Regions from separate parts of the Homo sapiens genome. Here region 1 is linked to region 2. The links are chromatin loops, found by intact Hi-C in ENCODE. Cell type or tissue: CD14-positive monocyte. All regions are shown on one strand.

The links. Peaks named below come from ENCODE experiments on the same cell type or tissue, not always from the same donor. Only the 100,000 strongest peaks of a DNase experiment are listed, where the experiment ranks them.
Region 1: it touches region 2 in a loop (5-fold over the local background); 2 of 110 quality-filtered maps call a loop at or near these places.

What each region holds. Positions count from the first base shown.
Region 1 is chr12:2,337,146-2,345,145 of GRCh38, forward strand. All of the region lies in intron 3 of CACNA1C (calcium voltage-gated channel subunit alpha1 C), which reads left to right. Among named protein-coding and RNA genes, the nearest start is that of CACNA1C-IT3, 71 kb to the left of the region's middle. RefSeq lists an enhancer at 317-817. In CD14-positive monocyte, no CTCF peak of the experiment used is centred here; DNase peaks (open chromatin) are centred at 1,936, 2,216 and 4,956; H3K4me3 peaks cover 4,189 bases; H3K27ac peaks cover 7,014 bases.
Region 2 is chr12:1,808,895-1,816,894 of GRCh38, forward strand. CACNA2D4 (calcium voltage-gated channel auxiliary subunit alpha2delta 4) reads right to left here. Exons shown (of 38, transcript NM_172364.5): 27 at 2,768-2,829; 28 at 1,649-1,693; 29 at 1,384-1,446. It overlaps LOC105369601 (a long non-coding RNA gene), which reads left to right and starts at 4,302. Exons shown (of 5, transcript XR_931546.3): 1 at 4,302-4,968; 2 at 5,120-5,237; 3 at 6,830-7,074; 4 at 7,188-7,239. RefSeq lists an enhancer at 4,077-4,316. In CD14-positive monocyte, no CTCF peak of the experiment used is centred here; DNase peaks (open chromatin) are centred at 1,417, 2,957, 3,877, 4,247 and 2 weaker places; H3K4me3 peaks cover 4,703 bases; H3K27ac peaks cover 5,500 bases.

The DNA of each region.
Region 1 (8,000 bases), 530 kb after region 2:
GCAGCCTGGCTGCAATGCCCTTCCAAGACCAAGGTTTTGGGATTCCAAGTTTCTGAGGTGTTCTGCATGGTCAGTAGTCCCTGAGAGGCCCTTCCCCTGTAGAACTGAGTGAGCATTCAGGGTAAACCTGGCTAAACACAGACTAGCCAGGACCATTGTTTCTGGCCGTATGAACACCCTCCTTTTCCTTTCCTCCAGACTTAGACTCCTTTTGGAGCCAAGCACCCCAAGACTGTAGGCCTTCTCTGGGCGTGAGCCTGAGGGTCACAGTGCTCACCAGCCCTCCAGCCTCGCCACAGTGAAGATGCTTATCATGGAGGCTGGGATAGTTGTGTTTTTCGCTGGTGTTTAGATGTTCCAGTGTTCCATGAAAGCTCCTGAATCTCTTCCCTAAATAACAAAGTCCTGTTTGGTATTTGGTGAAATGTTTGGAGTGCCGTGTTCAACCAAGCTGAACTAAGCTGCTGACAAAATACTGTCTCAGCCCTTTAATAATAATAGCTAACATTTGTATAGCACTCTACAGTTTAACAAAGCACTTTAAATGCACCCAGCCCCTTTGAGATGCGAGGGCAGAGTTATCATGTGCGTTTCACTCAGGAAAAGTGGGCTGCCCAGAGGAACTGAGTAACACCCTCCAGGACCCACCACTGGGGAGGCCAGAAGCTGGCCCTCCTGAACCAGGCACTTTGCCCTTGGCCACCTTCTCTGAAGCCTGTGGTGACCACGCCTCCTCCTCTGACTTCAGGTTTGGTCTTTGCCTCTGGTCTCAGCCCCCTGTAGTATCCCACAGGCAGCCCCCAGGCAGATCTCCTTAATTGTCCCCTTTCTCTGCTTCAGCACCTGGAATGACTGTCCCAGGATTAAGTCCACACTTCCAGCCTGGAATCCCCTCTCTGCACAGCCTGGTCCTATCCCAGGACCCTACACTCCCCCTCACTACCCCCAGCATGCCTTTCCTACAGCCAGGCAGGACTTGGCAGGAGCATGCCACGCCAACTTTAGACCCCAGTGCTGGCTACATGGGGGGAGGAGAGGGCAACTCGTTTTTTAACTATTGACCCCTCCTTGATGTCTGGCAAGGGGCTAATTAGCAGCAAACGTCTTCTGAATCAGTAAGTCAGAGAATCGGTAAATGAAGAAAACGGACATCTGTATAGGCATAATAGCATCCCCATGCAGTCCATAGCAAGAAGAGACCCCAGGGTGGGCGCCTTGTGCACAAGGGTCTGTCTGAGATAGATGCCAAGGCCAATGGACACATGCCGTCCACAGGTCCTGGCTGTGTGGCTCAGGATGCACTGGAGCCAAAAGTGGCTGCATACCAGAAATGTCCCCCCACCCCCACCCCCATGAAGCTGATACAGCTGGAACCATGGTCCCCCTCCCTCCAGTCAGTGACACTGACCACCGGTGGCTCATCTCAGCTGTTCTTTTGGCAGATGCCATTCTTTTGCTCCCCAGAGACTGGGTGATGTCTGAGAGATAGGGTTAGGGTTGGCAAGGTTGGTGTGAAGTGGGTAACTTTGGAGCAGCGAGCGACCCGGTATGCCTGTGCATCCAGGACACAGGGCCCAGGAAGCATGAGAATAGCAGGAGCCTTGGAGGAGGTGCCCTTGGGGGTGGAATAGGGCTCTTGAGGGCTTATCCTAGGCCCAAGGAAATGAAGGGAACTTCTTTCCTTCTTGTCCCTTTCCCCCAACACACCCCCAAGTTGAGCTAGCATACCCATCATGCTAAACAGGTTTAACAGGTTTTATGATCCAATCTGATTATCTTATTATGAGTTACAGATTGTTTTATAGGAAAAATGCTTCCCCCCATATCAATAATAGCTTCTCTTTTAATTTAGAGAATAATTTCAAAATTATAATTACACAAGTACAGTCACGAATTGCTTAACAATGGGGATACATTCTAAGAAATGCGTTGTTAGGTGATTTCATCATATGTGAACATCATAGAGTGAATATACACAAACCTGGATGGTTGAGCCTGCTGCACACCTAGGCTATATGGCGTAGCCCATCGTTCCTTGGATTCCGTACAGCATGCCACTGTACTTCAGTACTGTAAGCAATTGTAATACAATGCTAAACATATCTAAACATAGAAAAGGTACAAAGTACAGTATAAAAGATTAAGAAAGTGGTTTGCCTGTGTAGGTCATTTACCATGAATGGAGCTTGCAGGACTGGAAGTTGCTCTGTGTGAGTCATGAGTGAGTGGACATGACTGCACACTACTGTGGACTTTATTAACAGTGGACTTAGGCTACACTAAATTTATAAAAAATATGTTTCTTCCTGCAATAATACGTTAACCTTAGCTTGCTATAACTTTTTTGCTTTATAAACTTTAATTTTTAACTTGATGACTCTTATAATAACATGTAGCTTAAAACACAAACACACAGCTGTACAAAAATACTCTCTTTATATCCTTTTTTCTATGTGATGTATTCTATTAAAAATTATTTTATTTTATTTTTTGCTTTGTAAATTTTTTGTTAAGAAGTAAGACACGCGCACATAGTAACCTAGACCTACGCAGGTCATCAAGATGTCATGAGGTGATAGGAATTTTTCAGCCTCATTATAACCTTATGAGACCACCATTGTGTATGTGGCCTGTTGTTGACTGCAGTGTTATGCAGCACGTGACTGTCGTACATAGTCATTATCAAAAAATTAAGGGCAGATTTTTAAAGAGCAAAGAAGTTCATTCAAAATCTCAGACCAAAGGGATACTACTCTCTTTTATGTGTATATCCTTCCAGTCTTTACCATGCAAATATGGAAATATATTTTTTTAAAAAAGAATCCTACTACACATATTACTATGTACTTTGGTTTTTAAAAACTATATGTAATGACTGTCCTTTTGTGGCATTAAATATGAATCTGCAGTATAATGTGGAATCCTGTGAAGGTGTCCTGGTGTTCATAATTCATCTGCTGTTTGGTGAGCACGAAGCTGTTTTCACAGTTTCAGCAGCACAGTGAAGAATAACTTTATTCTTCTATATACAACTTTATAATGTACATAATAACATATATATGTAAAATAAATAACTGTATTCTATATATACCCCTTTTTGCAGATGTATTCTAACAGAAGGATTTATAGGTGAAAAGTTATGTTTTTTGCTTTATTTTGCCAAAAGGCACTTAAGAAAGCCTGTCCAAATCTGGATTCTCAGCAGCAGAATATGAAAGTTTCTGACTCCTCACACCCATGCCAACAGGCTGAGCATTATCTTTATTAATCTGAAAGGAAGAAAACAAGTGAATGGGACATAGCATTGGGAAAATGCTTTCTGAACCCACAATTACTCTTCTAAAACACAACCCAAGTGCCACCTGTACAACCTCTAACAAAACATGGCTGAACCCAAGCTGGGGCATTCTTATTTCTACCTGTAGTTAAGATAAAATTCTGATCAACAGAGGGATCCGGAGGGTCCCTGGAAATGTATTGAGAGGAGATTGATTTGATCCATAGCTGAAGTTTCCTTGAAAAAAGACACTGGCTGGGTGTGGTGGCTCACGCCTGTAATCCCAGCACTTTGGGAGGCCGAGGCTGGCAGATCACGAGGTCAGGAGATCGAGACCATCCTGGTTAACACGGTGAAACCCCATCTCTCTAAAAATACAAAAAAATTAGCCGGGCGTGGTGGCGGGCGCCTGTAGTCCCAGCTACTCAGGAGACTGAGGCAGGAGAATGGCGTGAAGCTGGGAGGCAGAGCTTGCAGTGAGCCGAGATTGTGCCACTGCACCCCAGCCTGGGCGACAGAGTGAGACTCCGTCTCAAAAAAGAAAAAAAAAAGACTTGGCCTTTTAATGAAATACAGCGATACGGCAGTAGGCACCTTCAACACTCCCTAGGGGGAGTGGACATGAACGTTTTTGCATGTAAGACTTGGTCGAAAGCCCTGGTCCAGGCCTGGATGTGCCACTTGTTACCCTTGTCACCTGGACAGGCCTCTTCCTGTTTTCACCTGCGGTGGCTTGGGGCAGTGAGGGGAGTGCTGGGGCACTGGTCACACAGATCCTGGTTCCTCCCTGCATCCTGGCTGTGTGACTGGCAGGCGATCTGCAGAAAGATTGTGTCTCTGACCCCTGGGATAGCGTGAGGATTAGAGCACATGGTGCGAGCTTGGCACTTGGTCATTGTTTTCCTTTGGCTCTTTCCCTTTTTCATCTGTTCCAGCGAGGGATTAAACTATCTGATGTCTAAGAACCCCATGAGATCCAATTTCCTGAGGATTCCAAGGCAGCCCAGGTGAGGCCCTGCTCTTCTAAGTATGAAGTTCAGAGTCGCTGTGGAATCCCCACTCTGGGAGGCAGTGCTGTGCGGGCCCTGCGTTTCACACAGGTAGCCACAGGCCCCTGTGCACACCTGAGAGGCAGCCTCCCGCGGAGCCCTGCTGGACTGTGACGTTATCCACATGCCTTAGCAGATGTCTGTCATTGTCTTCTTGCCTTTGTGGGTTTGTCCTCTGTTTAGAAAAATGAATTTCCTGAGGGCAAGACCAGGTTCATCATCTCCTCTGACTTTTGCCTGCCCTCAAATAAGTCTGGAACTAGTACGAGCACGTGTGACGGACCCTCATTCAGGGGTAACTGACTGGTTGATAAGGAGTTTGACTGGCAAGGAAGTGATTTCAATGGGTCAGCCTCTCTGGCCCTGGCTGTGATGATCTGTTTACCGCAGCTTAACCTTAGTGGATTTCAGCCCATCGGCACAACCCACATAGCCCCATTCAGCTCATGGCTGCATTTAAGGCCCACTGATAGCCTCGGATTTGGGGAGTGTTAACCCCATGCTGCTTGGGTATGCTTCGACCCAACCTCACGGGTTAAAATCATGATGGTGAGGTATTACAGGGCCCAGTCATTTGTTAGGAAATAAAACCAGACTGTTTCCAAAGAGTAGAGAAATAGGATGACTCATGAAGTATTAACCACTTAAAAACCCTCCTTAGGCATGTCTTCCCTTGGCTCCCTTGAGCGGTGTCACCCGACAGATTGCAGTATGATTGTCATTGCTGTGTTGAAGTTACCCACCCTGAACTCATGCTGGGTATCCTCAGTCAGGGCATCGTTCTGTTTGTTTCTACTTTGTGCACATAACTGGTACCTTTTCTTTTCCCTGCCCTGTCTCGTCACTTATAATATAAAGGGAGTTAATCCAGCCACTTGTATATCCTGAGTCCTTTTTGTGTATCCAGCACTTTGTAAATTTACTATAGGCATTCATTCATCCTCTTCCTCATTCAATCCACAAATATTGAATATCCACAACTGGCAGGATAACAGCCAGTTGCTTTGAACAAAGAGTTTCTTTCTAAGCCCATGAATGTGACTATGCCTAGCACAGTGCCTGGCACACTGAGGTGCCCAGTGCATTTATAAAAAGCAACTCTCAGGGTTCTTGACGGAGCTGTGTCATACTGAAGCCCCCTGGCCTAGATAGATTCGCCTGGATGAAACACTTCCCTGCCTTCTTAAACAGAATGCATTGAATTTACTTTCATCTTTTCCTGATGCCTCCAAGCCATCATTTTGAACATCAGTGCTGCAGTAGGATGATGTGTTGCTTCTGTTTTATTGAGGTATACCAGTTCTTTGCCCTTAACGTTAAATCAGCCTGAGTGTTGTCTTTGTGAGCCCTTGTGTTTGATTTCTGTAGTTTGCCTCCTTCCCAGCAGTGAAACTGAGGATGCTTATTTTTTATTCCATCAGTGAATCTTTGTGATAACAAGCATCTTACATTTATTTAGCAGTTTTCATGTGCATTATTTTATTTAAGCCTTATATCAGCTCTGCAAGGCAGATAGGATCATTTCCAATTTGCTGATTAAAAGAGAAAAAACAAACAAGCAAGCAACAGACTGAAGCTTTCAAGAGCTCAGCAACCTGCCAAAGATACATGGCTAGAAGGAAGACACTGGGATTCAGGACTGGGTGTCCTGATTCTAGGCTGGGACTCTTTCTGTGCCAACATCCTTCTTCCCTTTAGCAACTCCCAACCTTCTTTCTAGTTTGGTACTGGTAATCTGCCACAAAGCTTGTTAAAATTGGGCGCAAAATGACCAGGTGAAGGTTTAAGAGTCTCTCCTTTGGAGACAGTGTTTGAGATTTAGTGCCTGGGTTTTGTGGCCTCTCTCTATTTGGCTGTTCACAACCTTTTTCTTCTCTCTGTCTGAAGTGTAAGCAAGGAGGAAGGGTAACAGATCGAATTGCCAGATTTAACAAAAAACAAAACAAAGAAACAACAGAACAAAACCAAACACAAGATGCCCAGCTGGATTTGAATTTCAGATAGACAACAAATAATTTTTTGTAAGTATATCCTAACTGTTACATGGAGCATACTTATACTGAAAAAAAAATTATTTGTTGTTTATCTGAAATTCAAATCTAGCTGGGTGTCCTGTATTTTATCTGTAGCCCTAATACCAGGACTGTGGCTGGGTGGGCAGTGTCTGATCTGTAATGACAGCAGAGTCTTCAGTAAGAGTGGGGGCTGGGAAAATAAATTAATGGGTTGCAGAATGTATAGTGTTAATTAGATAATGCTTCCTGGAAAAGACGGATCTTGAGCTATTATTTACAGGGCAGTAGGGAAATGATGTGGCCGCTAGCTGCAGAAAGAGCAACTCATATGAAAAAGAATGGCAGACCGGAGAGGCCAAGGCTCAGAGACACATGCACACACCAAATAAGGGTCTGTTTACTTTGACTGTAAAAGTGTATTACTTTTTGACTGCAACAATGTTTCATCTCCTGCCTAACATAATGACCAGTTTGGTTCCTGTCCTGGAAATAGAGAAAACGGTGCCACCTTCCCCACACACTTGAGTTGATCTGACATTGATAGTTTGAAAACTTTGGTTCCCCCAGGCAGTAAATTTAAGGAGCAACCCTGTCTTGAAAACGGAATTAGGTTACCAAAGACTTCCGGCAGTTGAGAATTTCTTGAAATCCAGAATATCATATTTTCCCAATAATGCCTTCTTGCGATCTCACACATCATGCTTTTAAGGCCGATTGCTACTACTGTTAGGAAATTTACCTGTGATGGTCTCAGGTAATAGAAGTTGTGGATAAGTTGAAAATTGCCAGCCTGTTAAATGGAATGATGTAGCAAAGAAAGGGCATTCTTTTTGAACACTTCCTCCAGGTGTGTGAGCGTTTCACACTCTGCATTTTCACAGTATCTTTGTGAAGGTAGCTCTGGGTTCTCTTGCACCCTGGAGAGGTAGGAACATGCCTAGTGCCCTCCTGTGAGTCTGTCCCCTCTCTTCTCTTATTAGGGGCATTTGCATTACAAATCCACAGACCAAGCAACTCTTTTTAAAACATTTATGTTCAACTGCTTTTTTGAGTGCTTATCATTCCAGAGAATGTGAAGATACATGGCCCAAAACCTCCTCCCTCAATAGTGTCTTGAGTGCGGAGTCTGTGGGCTGTCCTGGGATGGGCCCTCACCTTGCTTTATTCCCACAGCACACCTCACTCCCAGATGAGGATGTGCGCCTATGTGTGTCCCTGTGTGTGTGGAGGCTGAGACTGCAGGCACTTGCCCAATGCCCCATGTAGCACCACTGAGATTCAAGCTCATGTTTTTTTATTTGAATGTCATACTTTCTACTTGCCAGGTTACTCCATCAAAACAGTGATAACAAACCAGGACAGGGCAGATGGTGCATAGTGGTGGCAGAATTGGACAGATTTAACTGTTTCTTTAAGAAATATTTACTTTCTTGAGCATTTACTGCTGCCCTAAGAGACTAGCTTTGGGGTTTTCCTAGCTTCGCAGAAGTGTGGACGTTGATTCCAGCTTTTCCCAAACATTTTTGGCCTTGAAATGAAGCTGGGAACCATACTAGATCAAGCTCTCTGGCCGTGAGCCCCATGTCTGTGGGTTTGAATGATCTAGAGAGGAACTGCATGCTCAATCAGAACCAGCAGGAAGCTGAGCAGGGTTAGAAG
Region 2 (8,000 bases):
GAAAATGGGGCATGAAAGGGAGAAGGGGGAGGGTACCAGAGGCAGGCGCCCAGGTGACCGTGATGCTCAATTAGCTGTGTGTCCTGCAAAGCCCCGCCCACACTCCCACCAACAGGAAGTTGAACGAAACCATCTTTGGCTTCTCTACTCTTGTGGCTGAGAACTGCTGCTCGTTAAGTGGGTCATTTAAACACTACCCCAAGGAGTTAGATTTCATGACCCACTGGTGCCCCTTTGTCCTCACTTGCCCTCTTTCCCAAGTCTCCTTCCGACATCCCTGCTCCAGTTCCTGCCCTGTTCCGACGACTTCTTTGGATCCGAAGCCGCATCCCGGTCAGGCCAGACCACAGCCCTACCATGCGTGGAGGTGGCCTTGGCCACGACCTCTGCATCAGCCTCCACATCCCAGGAACTTAGAGCCCTCAGCTGGGGCTGGCTTAGACACTGTGTAGTCCAGCCCCCGGCGAGACACAGCTAATGGAAGTCGCTTGCCCACATCACGTTTCTAATTAGTAGCAAAGCTCACACAGAACCAAATACTATGCCCCTTTCCCCGAGGCTCAGGCAGGAGGCGGTTCTGATGCTTCTGCCTTGCTTCAAGGAAATACATCTGGTGAATATATCTGGATTTGCTTCAGGTTTGAATGGGCTTCTTTCTCAGTTTGATTCCTGGCTAAAGGAATAATCCATTTTGAGGCCCCTTTTGGAGCCCAGCAAGTATAAAAATATTATTGTACTTTCTCTTTTTCCTTTCTGAGCACATGCTGGGTTCAGGGAGATACCCACAGCCAGCGGGGGCGGGGGGAGGATTAGGATGTGCAAGCCAGGCATTCAGGCGAGAAAGCATCGCGTCCATCCCCCATTTCTTCTCTGACACACCGAAGGCCGGGCGTGGTGGGTGAGAGTATAATTTTCCATAAGGTCCAGACAGGACAAGAACATGAAGTGGGGAAGCCATGTCTTCTGGGCCCCACAATGGTAGAAAGGCAGGCGGGGGTTGGGGAATGATCTGATAAGTGAGTGTGCTTGGATCCTTGTGGGGAGGCCCCGAGTGAGGCTGGGCCAGTGTGGCCAGGCAGGGCCCTGAGATGGGGTCACTGAGTGGCTCCTACCAGGCACGGGAGGAGGCCAGGCTAGTGACAGATAAAATGAAGAAGTAATATTTTCTCTGACTCCCTGAGTTGAAAAGTGCTCCAAATTCTGCCTTCTTGCTCTGTTGACTTTGGTGTCAGAACACCATGTTCTTCAGACCTTTCACCTGAATTGGCCCCGAACAGGGTTCCCTCCTGGGGCCGTGGGGCTCTCTTTAGCTGGAGTGGCTGCCCAATGTCTCCAGTCCTCCTGCCGCCCTCTCCCCCTCATTCTATATCCCCAGTGACTCACCTCTCGGGACCTCTTGGAGATCAGAATGAACCCGTTGTTGTCGATGACGAAGCAGTCCAGATCCTGGGAGGAAACCCAGAAGGGAGGTTATGCCAGGGCCCTCACCCACCCCGGTCCTCCAGCCTGTCCCCCAGCTCTGGAAGGCAGCGTGGGAGCTTCACTGCAGGGAAGGAGGGCATTTGGGAGAGGGAAGCTGGCCTGCCAGGAGGACCGGGCGGAGGGCCATGGCTCCCTCCTCCACCTTCCTCACACGGGCAGAACTTACACTGTCCTCGCAGCTCTGTGTGCACGGCCCATCCACAGTGCTGCACTGGAAGGAAGAGGAGAGACTGAATGTGGACACTGCATGTGTAGTAGAAATGGCACGTGTAAGTGGGAATGCTGTGTGTGTGGTACGTCTGCAGTGTGTGTGCATGTGTGCATGGGGTGTGTATCTGCACATGGAGGGCACCTGTGTGGGGTGTGGGTGTGGGATGTGTGTGTCGTATGTGGAGAGCACGTGTGTGAGGTGTGTGCATGTGTGTGTCTATGTGTGGGGTGTCTGTACGTGGAGGGCACATGCGTGTGGTGTGTGTTAGCATTGTGTGCGTGGTATGCATGTGGTATGTGGCCTGCGGGTGCTGCATTCGGCAGGCCCTGGGTGGTGGAAGGGCCCAGGTAGCCCTTCTAGAGGTGCAGGCTCTGCAGCCCCCAGGCCTCGTTGCTGGTGTGGGGAGGGGACTTTGTGGGCTCTGTGGGGCTCCTGCACTGGCTGTCTGGTTGAGGCGGTGGGTGACCGCAGCCCCCTGCCCTCCATCCCTCTCGATTCACTCTTGGGCTCCCTGCCCTTGCCCAGAGTCAGGCGGCAGCAGCAAGTGATGGGGGCCGAGGGGCTCGGCGTTGCAGGAGATTGAGGCTGAGGGAGCTTGAGGGAGATGAAGGGGGCAGCTCAGAAGCCCAGAGGGACCTGAGGGCTCTGGGGAAGCAGAGGGGAAAGGAGCCAGTAGAACGGACAGGACGAGGCCAGGCAGAGCTGGGAATTCTCAGCCAGAAGCCGCTGTCGTCTCTGGCATCTCTTGCCAGCCATCAGGGCCTGGACCCCGGACCTTGGACGGTGGATCGAGGTGGCTCTCCCTTTTCAGCGGGGAGGCATGCCAGTGGCTTTGGAGTGGCGAGAAGGGGTGACTCTGGGTCGTGCCCTCAGCACTGGGCTGGCAGGGGCTGGGGACCAGCGCTGAGGCCCGGCCTGCAGGCTGGGGAGCTGAGGGGCTGAGAAGTGTAGGGGCCGGGAGGGCATCCTGAGAGCCTCAAGGCAGTGGAGCATCCAAGGGGAGGGAGAGGGGGTCTCACACCCAGGGGAGCGTGGTGAGTCCCCAGCCCCGACCTGGCCCGACATCACACCTACCTGCCGCGTTGCCGCCCAGAATTTGCGCTGGAGGAATTCCAGCTTCATTTGGACGCCCGCGGCTACAGGGCAGAAAGAGAGAGGGCAAGGCCAGGGAAGAGACGGGGAGAGAAAAAAATAGAGTCAAGTTAAAGAGAGGAGGTGCTTCCGCAGGAACTGAGGAGAGAGACCGCAGCGGATGGGAGGACTGAGTCAGAGGGCAGAGTGCAAACTGGGGTTTCTGGGGAGTGGGAGGGGTGGGGGAAGAACAGAGACGGCAGCCTCTCTCGTTCCCACTGGAAGAAGAGCGACAGAAAATGCCCAGCAGTGATGAGGCTCCCATTCCAGAAAACAACGAGGGCAGATTCATCCTAGATCTCTGGGAACTCAAGGCCGGTGGATGGGACAGCTCAGTCTCCCCTTTCCCATAGATGGGAATATAGAGGCCAGAGAGACCCACCCTTTTGACCAAATCACGTGACCAAGAGTGGCACCCTGGAATTCAGGGCCGTTGCCCTAGCAACTCATGGGCTCCTTGGATCTTAACCTGGTGTAACCATTCCTTTCATACCCTCTGTCTGCTCAGGATCTTCCCTGCTTTATAAGGAGGCTCTTTTCCAGCTCAAAGCCAGGTTCGGGTTTGCCCAGGGCTGCAGGTGGGTTCCAGGAAACTACAGGCACCACCAGCTGGCAAATAGTTCTCTTTTGATGACTGTGCTTACAAGGGCCACCCCTGACTTTCTGGTTCCCAAATAGGCTTGGAGAACCCAAGCAGGTGCTCACATATCCAGAGAAATCTGGGACAAAGAGCTCCAGGAAAACTTGGGGCCAATGAATAGAAAGAAGAGGCAGGTTATATTGAAAAGAAGAAGAATTTCAAAACTAGGCCAGCTTCCTAGTGTCTGGTATAATAATATCAAAACTGCGCTGGGCGCTTAGAACGTGTCCAGCACCTCACATGCATGAGTGTATTGAATCCCACAGCAGGCCAGTCCTATTATTATTCTGACTTTCCAAGCTGAAGAAATGGAGACTTTTCAGAGTCACATGGCTTGCCCAAGTCACCAGCTTGTTAATCACAGAAGCAGGACTGCAGCCTGGGCCTGTCTCTCCCTGAAGCTGCCTCCTCTCTGGACCTGGACTGAGTCCTGGTGATCGGGAAGGAGCGGCGGGCACAGGCAAGCCGCTGTCTGCTCAGGCTCGGGTTTCCTCATCTGTGAAACGGGAACGGATGTGGCTTCTTAACCATTACGCTGTGTCCGTCACAGTCATTCTCACTTCTCGAGTACCCAGTTGGTGGGAGTTCCAGTATGGCACAGAGATACAGGATTGTGTTTTTGTTTTTTCACTCTGGAATGATCTTAGAGAAATTTGATGGGAAAAATGAGAGCAGGGAAGGGTCAAAGGCCAGAGGTCCAGCCCTGCATTTTCCAGGGTTGTGATCTTTGCGTTTCGTCTCCTCAGCTGCAAGATGAGTCACGGTTCTACTTCCCCTGGAAGGGCAGAAGTTGCATAAGATTGTTGAGGCTCAAGCGAGATAATGTGTGAGGCTGTTACTCCAGACTAGAGCCTTGATTTTTAAACTTCAGCGTGCATCAGAATCGCCTGGAAGGTTTGTTAGAACCCCGCCCCCAGAGTTTCTCCTTCAGGGGGTCCAGGGTGGGCCTGAGAGTTTCTGAAGTGTTCCCAGGGGTTGCCGATGCTGCTAGTCCAGGCACTATATTTAGGGAACCCCCGTCCTAAAGCCTCACCAATTGAATCTCCTAAGATGATGAAGATGGCCTACATCTGTGCTGTCCTAAACGGTAGCCAACAGCCACACGTGGCTACTGAGAACTCGGAGTGTGGCTAGCACGCCTGAGGACCCGAATTTAAAAAACAGTTAATTTTAATTAACTTAAATTTAAATAGCCACGTATGGTTGGTGGCCAGCGTTTTGGACAGTGTTGTTCTAGAGCTCATCTGAGTTTGCAGATGAAGAAACCGAGGCTTTGAGAGGTACCTCCCCTCCCTTGGAGTCTCATGGCAATCCTGGGGTGGTGCTCCGGCTGGCTGGCCTTCTTGAACAGGTCCTGTGATATGGGAACATTTGAGTGCTTTGGGGGTGTCTTTGTTGCTTTGAGTTCCAGGTAGCTGAAAGGAGTGGGCTGGAAGGGGACGGGGAGACCCATTTGCTGGCTCATGACAAAGATGAGAGCTGCAGACACAGCGCACAGCGGCAGGTGAGGTGTGCTCAGGGCCTAGCATGGCTGTGCTCCTCCTCCCGCTCATGTGCCCCTCTAAGGTTGCGGGGACCCCTCGGTCTCTTCTCCTTCTTTTCCCTTATAAGACCACCCTAGACATTCATTTTAGACAGATTTCTTTCACCTGTAGGAAAAGGCTAAATGAAAGAGGATCATCAGAGCGAATCACGCTACTGCTCAGAATGACCAGCTCTTCGGGATTGAAGAAAGCTTCCTTCATCCTGTCCTTGGCCTCCGTGGTCAAAGAGGTCTCACATTATTCCTAGAATGAGACTCTGCCTTTCCATTTGATGGCTCAGTGTCAAGTCGCATAGAATCATGAGATTTCTGAGCTGGAAGGAATTCTACGATTCTAACATGGGGAGTCTGGAGAGGGTGGGGGTGTAGGTGTTGAGGCTCCTTGGGCAGAAATGGGGGGAGCAGGGCACAGAGCATATTTTCCCCCACTTGGTTCCATTCCAGGCTCCTCCAAGCCAAGCTGTGTGTCTTGCCCCGGGTGTCCTTTGCGAAATTTAGGGCATTGCAACCGCCTATTGGCATGTCATCTGCCCTTGGGTCACAGAGCGCTAATGAGTGCGTTTTACAATCCTCTTGTAAGACAAAAAAGTTCTGCAAGTCCCCACTCGACCCAAGAAGTCCAGCTGGCTTCAGCTCTCACTTTGAACTTAGCGTGTTCTCCCCCAGACCTGACCCTCCTTGAGACTTCTCCATTTCAGGACACATTTTCTATCTGATTGCTATCACTTTCCCTCCTCCCATCCAACGTCTGCACACCTCAGTTCCAAAACTTTATAAATCTGTCCGCTTCCCTCCATCTCCACCGTTACCACCCTTGGCCAAGCCAACATTGCTCTCACTTGGATTAATGCAAGCACCCCCGAACTGGCCCCCGCCTTGCATCCTGCCTCTCTCTGATCCATTCTCCACATAGAGTGGATCTTTCTGAAGATCAAATCACACCACTCCCTGGCTTAAAACCCTCTAATGTCGTCCCATTGCTCTTTTTTGTTTGTTTTGTGTTTTTGAGACAGAGTCTCACTCTGTCACCCAGGCTGGAGTGCAGTGGCACAATCTCAGCTCATTGCAACCTCCACCTCCCAGATTCAAGTGATTCTCCTGCCTCGGCCTCCCTAGTAGCTAGGATTACAGGCGCGTGTGATACCATGCATGGCTAATTTTTGTATTTCTAGTAGAGATGGGGTTTCGCCATGCTGGCCAGGCTGGTCTCAAACTCTTGACCTCAAGTGATCCACCTGCCTCAGCCTCCCAAAGTGCTGGGACTACAGGCGTGAGTCATTATGCCTGGTCCCCATTGATCTTAAAATCTAAACTTGCAAGATGGCCACAGGAACTGGCTCTGCTGATTTCTCTGATTTCATCCAGAAACACTTCACCTCTCAAACATGTTAAGCTCATTCTCACCCCAGGGCATTTGTACCAGCTGTTCTCTCCTCCTGGAATGCCCTTCCCCTAGAACTTTACATGGCTGGCTCCTTCCCATCGTCAGGTCTCAGCCCAATATCATCTCCTAGAGTGGCTGTCCCTGGCCTCCCGAGATAAAGCCAGCCAGGGGGACCTCCCTCACTTTCACTCTCTACCTTATTACTTTTTAAATTTTCTAAGTGACATGATTTGTTCATCTATTTGATTTCTCATTTATTGTCTGTCTGGGGCTAATAGCAGGCAGGGGATTGAGTTTTGATCCCCAGCACCTAGAATCGTACCTATCACAGTGTGACTCCATAAATTTTTCTTGAGCTACGTAAGCAAATTCAATTTGAGCCAGCCACTTGACGGGGAAGCCGAATTCTACCAGGTCTCACTGTCCCTTCCCTCCCAGCTTCAGGGGCCTTGCTGACCTCCTTCCTCTCCATTTTGCTGTGCCCTCTCACTGTCCCTGAACTTGAGATCCTGGAGGTTTAGCTGTGCTCTGGGTCCCTTGAAGACTTCGGAGGCAATCCACTAAGAAATGGGGATTTAAGTGAGACATGAAGAAGAACTTCCTTATGGCAAGAACTATAAGATGTTGAAGACAAGACACAGTATTGGGAGTAAAGGCGGTGAGGCACGGAAATATATTTACCAGTGAGTCAACGGTGTTCTGCCGTGCCCAACCGCTTGCATCCCCTGGCTTGCATCATATTGAATCCTTCTGTCAACTGCAGTCCCACAACCCAAGTTGTGCTTTTCCACTCCAGACACCCAGGGAACCGAGTCTTCTCCCCCAGGATCCCTGCTCTGCTCGTTCAGGTGAGTGGTTACTTGCGGGGAGGACTGCCCTTCCTCCCATCATCTCCTGCTAGCCAGCTGTGTGCAGGAGACAACACCTTATGATATTATGTTTGCAGACAAGCTCACACCTTTCGGTGAAGAGAAATTCAGGCAAAGGGCCCGAGGGAATGCAAAGCACTCGGCTTTTCCTGTTGCTTTCCTGGGAGTTATCAGGAAAGCTTCCCTCATGCCTGTGCATGGTGGGCCCCTGTTTTAGACCCTGACCTTCGTCCCCAGGAGGGCCTGTCATGACCTGAAAGAGGAGGACAAATCTCAGACCCCTTCCTGCCCCAGCGGGCCTCCTGCCCCAGCTGACCTGGGTCCCTTCCCTCCCTCCTGTCCTCCCTCTCTGGGCTGTCCCTTGCCTTCCCTCTCTGCCCTGCCTCTCCACATTGATCTCGTGCCTTCCTCCCAAGCAGCTTTCCTGTAAGATCGCAGCTCAGCTCCGCTGGCAGACAACCTAACAAAGAGCCTCAATAAGGCCAGACCCGCAGGCGGCTTATCAAGATGTACGTCTTTGCTGTGCACACAGACTGTCACCTCGGTGCTGCTGTGTCATCACAGAAGGCAAAACCAAACAACTGTGCATGCACACACACATACATGCACACACATGGACACACACATATATGCACACACGGACACACATGCATGCACACACACTTGCACACACATACCCATGCACGCACACATGGACACACAGGCATACGCACACACTTGCACACACATGCATATACACG